Regions from separate parts of the Homo sapiens genome. Here region 2 is linked to region 1. Evidence: read pairs that join two places in POLR2A ChIA-PET (ENCODE). Cell type or tissue: Panc1. All regions are shown on one strand. Each heading gives the region's core, and the rest is flanking DNA. Links, peaks and the distances in the headings are about the cores only. Region 1 holds the start of PRSS36 (serine protease 36). Region 2 overlaps TRIM72 (tripartite motif containing 72).

What was found. Peaks named below come from ENCODE experiments on the same cell type or tissue, not always from the same donor. Only the 100,000 strongest peaks of a DNase experiment are listed, where the experiment ranks them.
Region 2: POLR2A ChIA-PET joins it to region 1 with 10 read pairs; 7 of 35 experiments call an interaction of 5 or more read pairs at or near these places.

Annotation. Positions count from the first base shown.
Region 1 is chr16:31,148,714-31,154,076 of GRCh38, forward strand. PRSS36 (serine protease 36) reads right to left here and starts at 1,353. Exons shown (of 15, transcript NM_173502.5): 1 at 1,286-1,353; 2 at 983-1,018; 3 at 750-785; 4 at 360-522. The coding sequence starts at 1,322. RefSeq lists enhancers at 1-524, 525-1,060, 1,061-1,597. In Panc1, for the core only: no CTCF peak of the experiment used is centred there; no DNase peak of the experiment used is centred there.
Region 2 is chr16:31,219,983-31,225,345 of GRCh38, forward strand. It overlaps TRIM72 (tripartite motif containing 72), which reads left to right. Exons shown (of 7, transcript NM_001008274.4): 5 at 914-936; 6 at 2,845-2,963; 7 at 4,199-5,363. The coding sequence ends at 4,773. Among named protein-coding and RNA genes, the nearest start is that of PYDC1, 5.5 kb to the left of the region's middle. In Panc1, for the core only: no CTCF peak of the experiment used is centred there; no DNase peak of the experiment used is centred there.

The sequences.
Region 1 (5,363 bases), core at 268-5,267:
TATGGAGGGGGCAGACCCTCGTTGGGGGCAGGGGCTCAGAGCCAGAGGGGCAGGTGCTATCCGATCCAGATTTGGTGCTGATACTCCTCAAAGGGGAAGAGCAAATCCGATTTGGAGCTGGTGGTGGGGGGGTCATTGGAAAGATGGGATTCAGACCCGGATATTGAGTGGAGTGGTGGGACCAGTCCGGCAGCCTTGCCCCACTCGGAACCATGATGCCTCGAATAGCACCTCGCTTTGGGGACAGCTTGGCTCCAAATTATCCTTGAGGACGGAAGTGGGGCGGGAGGAGGGGACCAACTGCGGGGGCGGGGGCCAGCTTTTGGCGGAGAGGGGCCAGGACCAGGGCGAATACTCACGTCATGAAACAGTGAGCAGCGGAGAGGACCCAGGAGGGGGCGATGAGGGAGCCCCCGCAGATGTGGCCACCTCCATGGTGCAGGCTCACTTGCCAAGGCCAGGTGCCCGGCTGCGCGTTTGAGCCCCCCACGATGCGGGCCGAGGGCTCAGGGCGCCCGCAGTCTGCAACGGGGAGCCGTGGAAGCCAAAGCTCCCCTCGGGTTCCCCACTCCAGAAGCCCAGGTAACTCAGGACGAAGGCCCGTCCTCCACCCACTTCAGTTTGCCCCTCTGAACAAAGAACATAGAGGACCCAGGCTTGTCTACATTTCTGGTCTTTTCCACCTCCCTCATGGCCTGACCAGCCTTAGCCTCCTTTAAGGTCTGAGGGTGCCAAGGCCTCTTCCTTACCCAGATCTTCAGGTTCTTCCTGGGTAGGACTGAGAGCTGGGAGCCAGAGGGGAAAGAGAGGAGGACACTTGTGACTTCCAGGCCTGCACCGCCCAGCCCCACTTCCTGCTCTCCAACCCCCGACCCTATCTTCCCACTTCCCTGTCCGTTCAGCAACCCCTGCCAGCACCCATGCCAGTCCTCTGGTCTTTTCTGCCTCTGCACGTGACTTTCCCCCAGTCCGGCTACCTTACCTGAGTCCTGGAAGGCTCCTGGGATGGGACTGATGACTGGAAAGACAGAGGTAGGCAGGAAGAGGCTGGCGACTCGCACTCAGTATGTGCCCTCCCTGACTCCCTCCCCCAGCCTCCTAGCCTCCGTCTCCCCAGGGCACCCAGGCCTCCCTCTCCCTCCTCTGATACATCCTCGCCTTCTGCTGCCTCACTTCCTTCTCTCTGACTTCCTGCTCCCCACACAGAAACCAGGAATCCTGCTCTCCAGCCCCCCAGATGCCAGGACCCAGGCCCTTTGCAGCCACTCTTGTCCCCTGAGGTTACCAAGCATCACAAGGGGGAGGAGCAGGTGCCGGGCCATGGCGCTAGAGTCAGCGGAGGCAGAGCCAAGTGAAGGTCTGCTCCCTGCAGGGCTCTGTCACTGCCCAGGCAGCCCGTGACTCCTGATGGTCCCAGGGGCAGCCCCACCCTCCCTGGCTGGAGCCCATCTCTGGGAATCTGAGAGGATCTGGGGCTGGAAGGGGGAAGCTGGGGAGCCTGAAGGCCCCACCCAGAGCCCTGCGCACATCTCATGTCTCTGGAGGCCCAGGGTGGGGGTGGAGGACAGGTGTCCTAGCTCCTGGACACCTGTTGGGTGGGAGAGGGAGGGATGAAAAACACTGCAGGCAAAGGTCAAAGAGGAGGACAGTGTTCTGTGTCCTTGGTGAGCAGTGGCCCTTAGGACAGGGGAAGTGGCCCCTCACGGGCATGACTCATCGGAGACCTCACCTCTGTTTGGGGTGCGGCTGCCCCAGTGGCTTGGCCTTTTCTTCTCACACAGCTCTGGTTACTGGAGCTGCTGGCCAGGTCTGGGACAGGAGCCCTAGGGAATTCAATCCCATCCCAACAAAAGGATCACAGATTCCAGCAGGTTGGGCAGGGCATAGGGACCCTGGGAGGGGGCTGGGCAGGCTGGCGAGGCTGAAAAAGCCTCCACCCTGCTCTGTGTTCCAGTGACAATGCTCTTAGCTGCCCTGTCACTTACTCTGTGTGACTTTGGGAAAGTAACCCAACCTCTTGGTGTGTATCAGTAAGAGCCAGTTTAAGGGACATATGACTTGGCCGAGCACGGTGGCTCACTCCTGTGATCCTAACACTCTGGGAGACTGAGGTGGGAGGATTGCTTGAGGCTAGGAGTTCAAGACCAGCCTGGTCAACATAGCAAGACCCCATCTCTACAAAAAATTAAAAAATACAAAAATTATGAACTGCAGGGCGTGGTGGTGCACGTCTGTATCCCAGCTACTCGGGAGATGAGGTGGGAGGATTGCTTGAGCCTGGGAGGTCGAGGTTGCAGTGAGCTATGATTGTGCCACTGCACTCCAGCCTGGGTGACAAAGCGAGACCCTGTCTCAACAACAACAACAAAAAGAAAAAAAAAAAGAAGAATAAGAAGAAGAAAGAAACATATGGCTCTTCAAAGAGGAGTTGAAGAGAGTTTAAGGAAGAAACTATTTATAGAAGTGTAGGCAGGGTCAAAGGAAACCAAAGAGGCTGGGTGGCTCACGGCTGTAATCCCAGCACTTTGGTAGGCCGAGGCGGGCAGATCACCTGAGGTCAGGAGTTCAAGACCAGCCTGGCTAACTTGGAGAAGCCCCATCTATACTAAAAATACAAAAATTAGCCGAGTGTGGTGGAACTCACCTGTAATCCCACCTATTAGGGAGGCTGAGGCAGATAAAAATGCTTGAACCCAGGACGTGGAGGTTGCAGTGAGCCAAGATAGCGCCGTTGCACTCTAGCCTGGGTGACAAGAGCGAACTCCGTCTCACAAAAAAAAAAAAAAAAAGGAAACCAAAGAGGGATGGTAACGCATCCTGGGGCCAGCAATAATAGAGAGCCCTTGCTACCTGCTGGCCTGAAGAGGCAGAGAGGGGGCAGTTACTGGAACCCAGCAAGAGCTGCAGCTATGGAAGAGATAGCTGTTAGGAGCCGTGGCCTTCAATAGAGAAATGCAGCCTTTACCAGCAGAGAGGGAGTGGGGAAAGAAAAATCCCCATCTCACTCTCATCTCATCCTCTCTATTTTTAATTAAACCAATTAAAAAATTTTAGAGACACGGTCTCACTCTGTCACCCAGGCTGGAGTGCAGTGCTGTGATTATAGCTCACTGTAACCTCGAATTCCTGGGCTTAAGCGATCCTCTGGCCTCAGCCTCCTGAGAAGCTGGGACTACAGGCACGCACCACCATACCCAGCTAATGTTTTTTATTTTTGTAGAGATGGGGTCTTATTATGTTGCCCAGGCTGGTCTCAAACTCCTGTCTCAAGCGATCTTGCTGCCTCAGTCTTCCAAAAGTGCTGGGATCCTCCCATCCTCTGATCACCCCCTGGCTCTTTTCATTGAAACCTCCCAGAGGCCAGAGTTCAAGGGAGACCATTATATGGTCCATAAAGGTCACTCTTAGGGAACAAATCAGGGTGGACAGCAGAAATGCAGGGTCAACCCAGGAATATTTACACATGTGTATCTATCTTCTTACTGATAATATCAATTAATAATAATATTGGTCTATGAGTCTAGTTGCCCTAGAAAACAGGCCTAGGCAAAGCCTGCATGCTTGTGCTTAATTGGGAGGTGCAATCCCAGGGTGGCAAGATTGAGGGAAAATGAGAAGTGAGCAGGAAGAGGGAAAATGCAAATTCAGCCACCCAGCAACGGACTGGGCTCAATTGATAAACCTGCTAGCCTTAGCCTGTCCACAGGAAACGATGGAGGTAAATTGAGTCTTAACTTCAGATTTCTTAACAATGAGAGCCTCCTCAGGCATTTGTTTAACTTGCTGCTTGGGTAGCTATTTGCCCTTCAAAGGATAAATAACCAATCATTTAACCAAAACTCAGAAAAATGAGGTAATGGGCAAAGGTAGGAAAGAAGAGAGTGCAAGTGTCATTGACGCAAAACATGCACGCCCTGGAGACCCTCACCGATACATTGCTTGCTCCAATTTAGTGGTTAATAAACATTTTGGAGCTGGGCGCGGTGGCTCATGCTGGTAATCCCAGCACTTTGGGAGGCCGAGGCAGGTGGATCATGAGGTCAGGAGTTCAAGACCAGCAGCCTGGCCAACATGGTAAAACCCTATCTCTACTCAAAATTAAAAAATTAGCTGGGCATGGTGGCATGTGCCTGTAATCCCAGCTACTCAGGAGGCTGAGACAGGAGAATGGCTTGAACCCAGGAGGCGGAGGTTGTGCTCAGCTGAAATCGCACCACTGCACTCCAGGCTGGGTGATAGAGTGAGACTCTGTCTCGAAATAAATAAATAAATAAATAAAATTTTGGGGCCAGGTGCAGTGGCTCAAGCCTGTACTAGTGCTTTGGGAGGCCAAGATGGGAGGATTGCTGGAGGCCAGGAGTTCTAGACCAACCTGGGCAGCATAACGCGATCCTGTGTGTGGTGGTGTGCACCTGTAGTCCCAGCTGCCCAGGGGTTTCTCCATGTTGGTCAGGCTGGTCTCAAACTCCTGACCTCAGGTGATCCACCTGCCTCGGCCTCCCAAAGTGCTGGGATTACAGGCATGAGCCACCGTGCCCAGCCAAGACAATGATTCTTAACCCTTTCCCCAACCCAGCAGACATGAGGAGTAGGACTTGCTCTGCTAAATAGCACAGACGTTGGCCAGGCGCGGTGGCTCACGCCTGTAATCCTAGCAGTTTGGGAGGCCGAGGCAGGTGTATCACCTCAGGTGAGGAGTTCGAGACCAGCCTGGCCAACATGGTGAAATCCCGTCTCTACTAAAAATACAAAAAATTAGCCGGGTGTGGTGGTGGATGCCTGTAATCCCAGCCACTTGGGAGGCTGAGGCAGGAGAATCGCTTGAACCCGGGAGGCAGAGGTTGCAGTGAGCTGAGATTGCACCATTACACTCCAGCCTGGGCAACAAGAGCAAAACTCCATCTCAAAAATAAATAGATAAATAAATAAATAAGTATAAAAAAATAAATAGCACAGAGGCTCGCCAAAGCAATGGATCTTATGGGAGGAAGGAGAACATTTTCTTGTAGGGAGACAGATTGGAATTTCTGGAGGAGCAAGTGCAGTTTGCAAAAGCTGCCCAGGTGATTCTTATGGTTTCACCACTCTAAGATGCCCTTGATTGCAACTAGCAGCCAAGGTAAGGAGGGAAGCTCAAGCAGGAGTCTCTCTCTTCCAGGTTCAAGGACAGAAAATAAATTTCTCCTTGGAGGAGCCAGGTGTGCCGGTGCATGCCTGTAGTCCCTGCTACTCTGGAGGCTGAGGTGGGGGGATCCCTTGGGCCCAGGAGTTCGAGTCCATTCTGGTTGGGAGATCATGTCTCTTTACTTGGGTATAATAAAATCTTTCTTAACAACATCATGTGAAAAACAGCAAATAGTTTC
Region 2 (5,363 bases), core at 364-5,363, 71 kb after region 1:
TTGATCTCCTGACCTTGTGATCCACCTGCCTTAGCCTCCCAAAGTGCTGGGATTACAGGCGTGAGCCACCGCGCCTGGTCTTTTTTTTAAAGGCAGGGTCTCACTCTGTCACCCAGGCTGGAGTGCAGTGGCATGATCATAGCTCACTGCAGCCTTGTAGGCTCAAGCAATCCTCCAATCTCAGCCTCCCATAGCTGGGACTACAGGCGCTTACCTGGCTAGTTTTTGTATTTTTAGTAGAGATGGGGGTCTCATTATGTTGCCCAGACTGGTCTCAAATGCCTGGGCTCAAACAATCTGCCTGCCTTGGCCTCCCAAAGTGCTGGGATTACAGGCATGAGTCACCGCACCCGGCCTATTAGGACAGTTTTCTAACAGGTGGAATCAGAGTTTCTTGGAGGCAAAGATACCTTTTTGTAATCCACATAAAAGTGAAGGGGTAGGGGTGGCCTTGAGTTCTAGGTCTCTTTTGCGTTTTTTTTTTTTTTTTTTTTTTTTTTTTTTGAGACAGGGCTTTGCTCTGTTGCCCAGGCTGGAGTGCAGTGGCATGACTTCGGCTCACTGAAACCTCCTTCTCCCGGGTTCAAGTGATTTTCGTGGCTCAGCCTCCCAAGTAGCTGGGATTACAGGTGCCTGCCACCATGCCCAGCTATTTTTTTTGTATTTTTAGTAGAGATGGGGTTTCACCATGTTGGCCAGGCTGGTCTCGAACTCCTGGCCTCAAGCAATCCACACACCTTGGCCTCCCAAAGTGTTGAGATTACAGGCATGAGCCACCTCGTCTGGCCTCTTTTAGCTTTTCTGATTCTTTCTGACGTTGCACTCAGCATTCCTAGTTGTCTACCCCATCCTCAAAAGTTTCCAGTGTCCCCACCATCGGCTTCACCACCATTCTCTTTTTCTCTCTCTCCAGAAATACTGCCTGGTGACCAGCAGGTGAGAGCAACCTGGCCCTGTCCCTTTGCCCGACTTGTCCCAGTCTTCTAGGGACACCAGCCGGCTCACTCTCCACTCACTATTGTGCCTGCACACCCGCAATTCAGTCTGCTGCCCCACCCCTGCCTGAACACAAGGTTGTAGACAGAAATGATCTGGAAGGATCCTTTCACTCAGGGACCTCCTAGATTGGTGCCGTGAGACACATGTGGGTGGGGACACAGGCGTCACTGTGTGCTCAGTGTGGCCGTTGAGGGAAAGAGGTGGCCAGGGATGGAGTGAATGTTTGAGTTGGGGCCTGGAGGGATGAACAGGAGCTGGCTAGGCAAAGCGTTGGGAGAAGAAGGGCATTGTGAGGAGAAAGGCATTGCGGGGAGAAGGGCATTGCTGAGAGAAGAAGGGTATTGCTGGGAGAAGAACATTGCTGGGAAAAGAAGGGCATTGCTGGGAGAAGGGCATTATGGGGAGAAGGGCATTGCGGGGAGAAGGGCACTGCTGGGAGAAGGGCATTGCTGGGAGAAGGGCATTTCTGGGAGAAGAAGGACATTGCTGGGAGAAGAAGGGCATTGCTGGGAGAAGGGCATTATGGGGAGAAGGGCATTGCAGGGAGAAGGGCATTGTGGGGAGAAGGGCATTGTGGGGAGAAGGGCACTGCGGGGAGAAGGGCATTGCTGGGGAGAAGGGCATTGGGAGAAGGGCATTGCTGGGAGAAGGGCATTGCTGGGAGAAGAAGGGCATTGCTAGGAGAAGGGCATTGCTGGGAGAAGAAGGGCATTGTGGGGAGAAGGGCATTGCGGGGAGAAAGGCATTGCTGGGAGAAGAAGCGCACTGTGGGGAGAAGGGCATTGCTGGGAGAAGGGCATTGCTGGGAGAAGGGCATTGCGGGGAGAAGGGTATTGCTGGGAGAAGAAGGGCATTGCAGAGAGAAGGGCATTGTGGGGAGAAGGGCATTGCAGGGAAAAGGGCGTTGCTGGGAGAAGGGTGTTGCTGGCAGAAGGGTGTTGCTGGGAGAAGGGCATTGCTGGGAGAAGGGTGTTGCTGGGAGAATGGCATTGCTGGGAGAGGGGACAGCCAGCGAGAGGGCTGGCGAGTGGGAGGGAAGAGGAAGCTGCGGTAGTAGGTGTGTGCACACTGGCGAAGCTGAGAGGCTTGGACCTTATCCCAACAGAAGGATTAAAAGAAAATGTAGTTGGGCCGGGTGCAGTGGCTCACGCCTGTCATCCAAGCACTTTGGGAGGCTGAGGCGGGCAGATCACCTGAGGTCAGCAGTTCGAGACTAGCCTGGCCAACATGGCAAAACCTCACCTCTACTAAAAACACAAAAATTAGCCAGGCATGGTGGTAGGCGCCTATAATCCCAGCTACTTGGTTGGCTGAGGCAGGAGAATTGCTTGAACTGGGGAGGCAGAGGCTGCAGTGAGCCAAGATCATGCCACTACACCCCAGCCTGGGTGATAGAGCCAGACTCAATCTCAAAAAAAAAAAAAAAAGACCAAAACCAAATAAACAGTGGTAAAATAATACATGTAACATAAAATTGACAATTTTCAGCTTCTTCTTCTTCTTTTTTTTTTTTTTTTAGACAGGATCTTGCTATGTTGCCCAGACTGGACTCAAATTTCTGAGCTCCAGTGAGCCTCCTGAGTCAGCCTCCCTGAGCAGCTGGGACTACACTCTACCTCGCTCATTTTAAGCATTTTTAAGTGTGCATTTAAATTCAGTGGTGCTAAGTACATTCACATTGTACAACCATCACCAGTGTTTATCTCCAGAATTTTCTCATCTTCCCAAACCAAAACTCCAAAGGAAGAGTTTTAAGCAGGGGTGCGATGTGGGGAGATCCTGGAATCCCCCCAGCCCTTGTCCTCCCCCCTCACACATGCCTCCCCTTCCCCTCCCCACCCCCAGGCTGCAGAAGATCCTGGCAGAGTCTCCCCCACCCGCCCGTCTGGACATCCAGCTGCCAATTATCTCAGATGACTTCAAATTCCAGGTGTGGAGGAAGATGTTCCGGGCTCTGATGCCAGGTACCGGGAGGGACTGGCTCAGGTTTGTGTGTGACCAGGCAGTTGATGGGAGGCCCTAGCCACCCTGGAGAGGCCTCCCAGTCCCAACTGGGGAGGCCACTGAAGGAGGTACCCATTGCCCCTTTGCCTCTGGACTGCCGCTGCAGTCCTCTAACCTGTGTTGGGAGGAGGGCCTTTGAGAGCATGGGGTTTGCAGTGGGTGACTGACATGAAAATGCTGCTGCTGTTGGTGGCACGGGACGCTGGGGCCTAGGTCTGAGCCACTGACTTGCTGTGTGATCCTTGGTCAGTCTCTGCCCCTCTCTGGACGGTGGAGATGATAAATCCTGCCAATTGGGGACTGAGGCTCTGCAGAGCTCCTGGAACCCTGGGGACTGGCCTGGGTCAGAGAGTGACTCTGGCGGCCTGTGGCTGGGGAGGCCCAAGGGCTCAGTTCCTCCCCCCAAGAGCTGGATGATGCAGGTTACAGAGCTCTGGGACATACACATTGCTGGGGCAGCCCTTCCTGCCTCAGCGCAGGTGGGAATGCAGACAGCCTCATTTTATTCAAGATAAAACTAAGGCTCAGAGACTGGGTCTAGGCTGATGTGAAGATCAGGCTCCTTGACCTTGGGCCTTGGGCCTTGTCTGGGCCTCAGATGGTGAGTCCCATGCCTTGTATCAATTTAGTCCTGTTGGCCAGGCTCGGTGGCTCACGCTTGTAATCCCAGAACTTTGGGAGGCCGAGGTGGGAGGATCACTTGAGCCCAGGAGTTGGAGACCAGCCTGGGCAACATAGTGAGAACACCTGTCTCTACAAAAACTTAAAAAAATTAGCCAGGTGTGGTGGCACGTGGCTGTAGTCCCAGCTACTTGGGAGATGGGAGATGGGAGGATTGCTTGAGCCTGGGAGTTGGAAGTTGCAGTGAGCCTAGGTTGCACCTGCGCTCCAGCCTGGGCGACAGAGTGAGACCCCGCCTCAAAAAAACAAAAAACAAAAACAAAAAACAACAACAATAACAACAACAAAAACAAAAAGAAAATGCAGGCCTGCCTGCAACCCTGGAGGGAAGCAATCATGGCCTCATCTCACAGCTGGGCAAACTGAAGTTGAGCCAGGTGTGATCTTGTGGCCCAAGCCCAGTGAGCAGAGATGCCAAGAGGATTAGGGGAGAGAAAGCTGGCCTGCAATTGGTTGGGAGAAGACCCCAGCGAGGCAGAAACCTAGGGTTTTCTGACCGTGTTCTCTCTGGCAGCGCTGGAGGAGCTGACCTTTGACCCGAGCTCTGCGCACCCGAGCCTGGTGGTGTCTTCCTCTGGCCGCCGCGTGGAGTGCTCGGAGCAGAAGGCGCCGCCGGCCGGGGAGGACCCGCGCCAGTTCGACAAGGCGGTGGCGGTGGTGGCGCACCAGCAGCTCTCCGAGGGCGAGCACTACTGGGAGGTGGATGTTGGCGACAAGCCGCGCTGGGCGCTGGGCGTGATCGCGGCCGAGGCCCCCCGCCGCGGGCGCCTGCACGCGGTGCCCTCGCAGGGCCTGTGGCTGCTGGGGCTGCGCGAGGGCAAGATCCTGGAGGCACACGTGGAGGCCAAGGAGCCGCGCGCTCTGCGCAGCCCCGAGAGGCGGCCCACGCGCATTGGCCTTTACCTGAGCTTCGGCGACGGCGTCCTCTCCTTCTACGATGCCAGCGACGCCGACGCGCTCGTGCCGCTTTTTGCCTTCCACGAGCGCCTGCCCAGGCCCGTGTACCCCTTCTTCGACGTGTGCTGGCACGACAAGGGCAAGAATGCCCAGCCGCTGCTGCTCGTGGGTCCCGAAGGCGCCGAGGCCTGAGCCGCCGGACGGGTAGTGGAGGGGCGCGGGGGCCTGGGTTGAAGCTTAGGTCTCCTTGGTCGGGTCTGACGGGAGAAGGGTGGGGAGCGGGTTGCCAGGGCCCAGGGGGCTGGGAACTGGGGGATCTCCCAGAATACTGACAAGCGTGGGGTAGGACTGGCTTGGTGGCTCATGCCTGTAATCCCAGCACTTTGGGAGACGGAGGCGGGTGGATCACCTGAGGTCAGGAGTTCAAGACCAGCCTGGCCAACATGGTGAAACTCCTCTCTACTGAAAATACAAAAATGAGCTGGGCGCGGTGGCATACGCCTGTAATCCCAGCTAGTTGGGAGGCTGAGGCAGGATAATTGCTTGAACCCAGGAGGTGGAGGTTGCAGTGAGCAGACATTGCGGCACTGCACTCTAGCCTGGGTGACAAGAGTGAGACTCTGTCTCAAAAAAAAAAAAAAGTGTGGGGGTTGGCATGGCCTGGGGACTGCTGGTGAGGGGTTGGAGTGACGCTGGGGACAAGACCCAGTGGGGTAGGGAGATCTGGAGTCAGGTCAGTGGGGAAATCAGAATTTGGGAACCAGGAGGCCTGAGAATTCCAG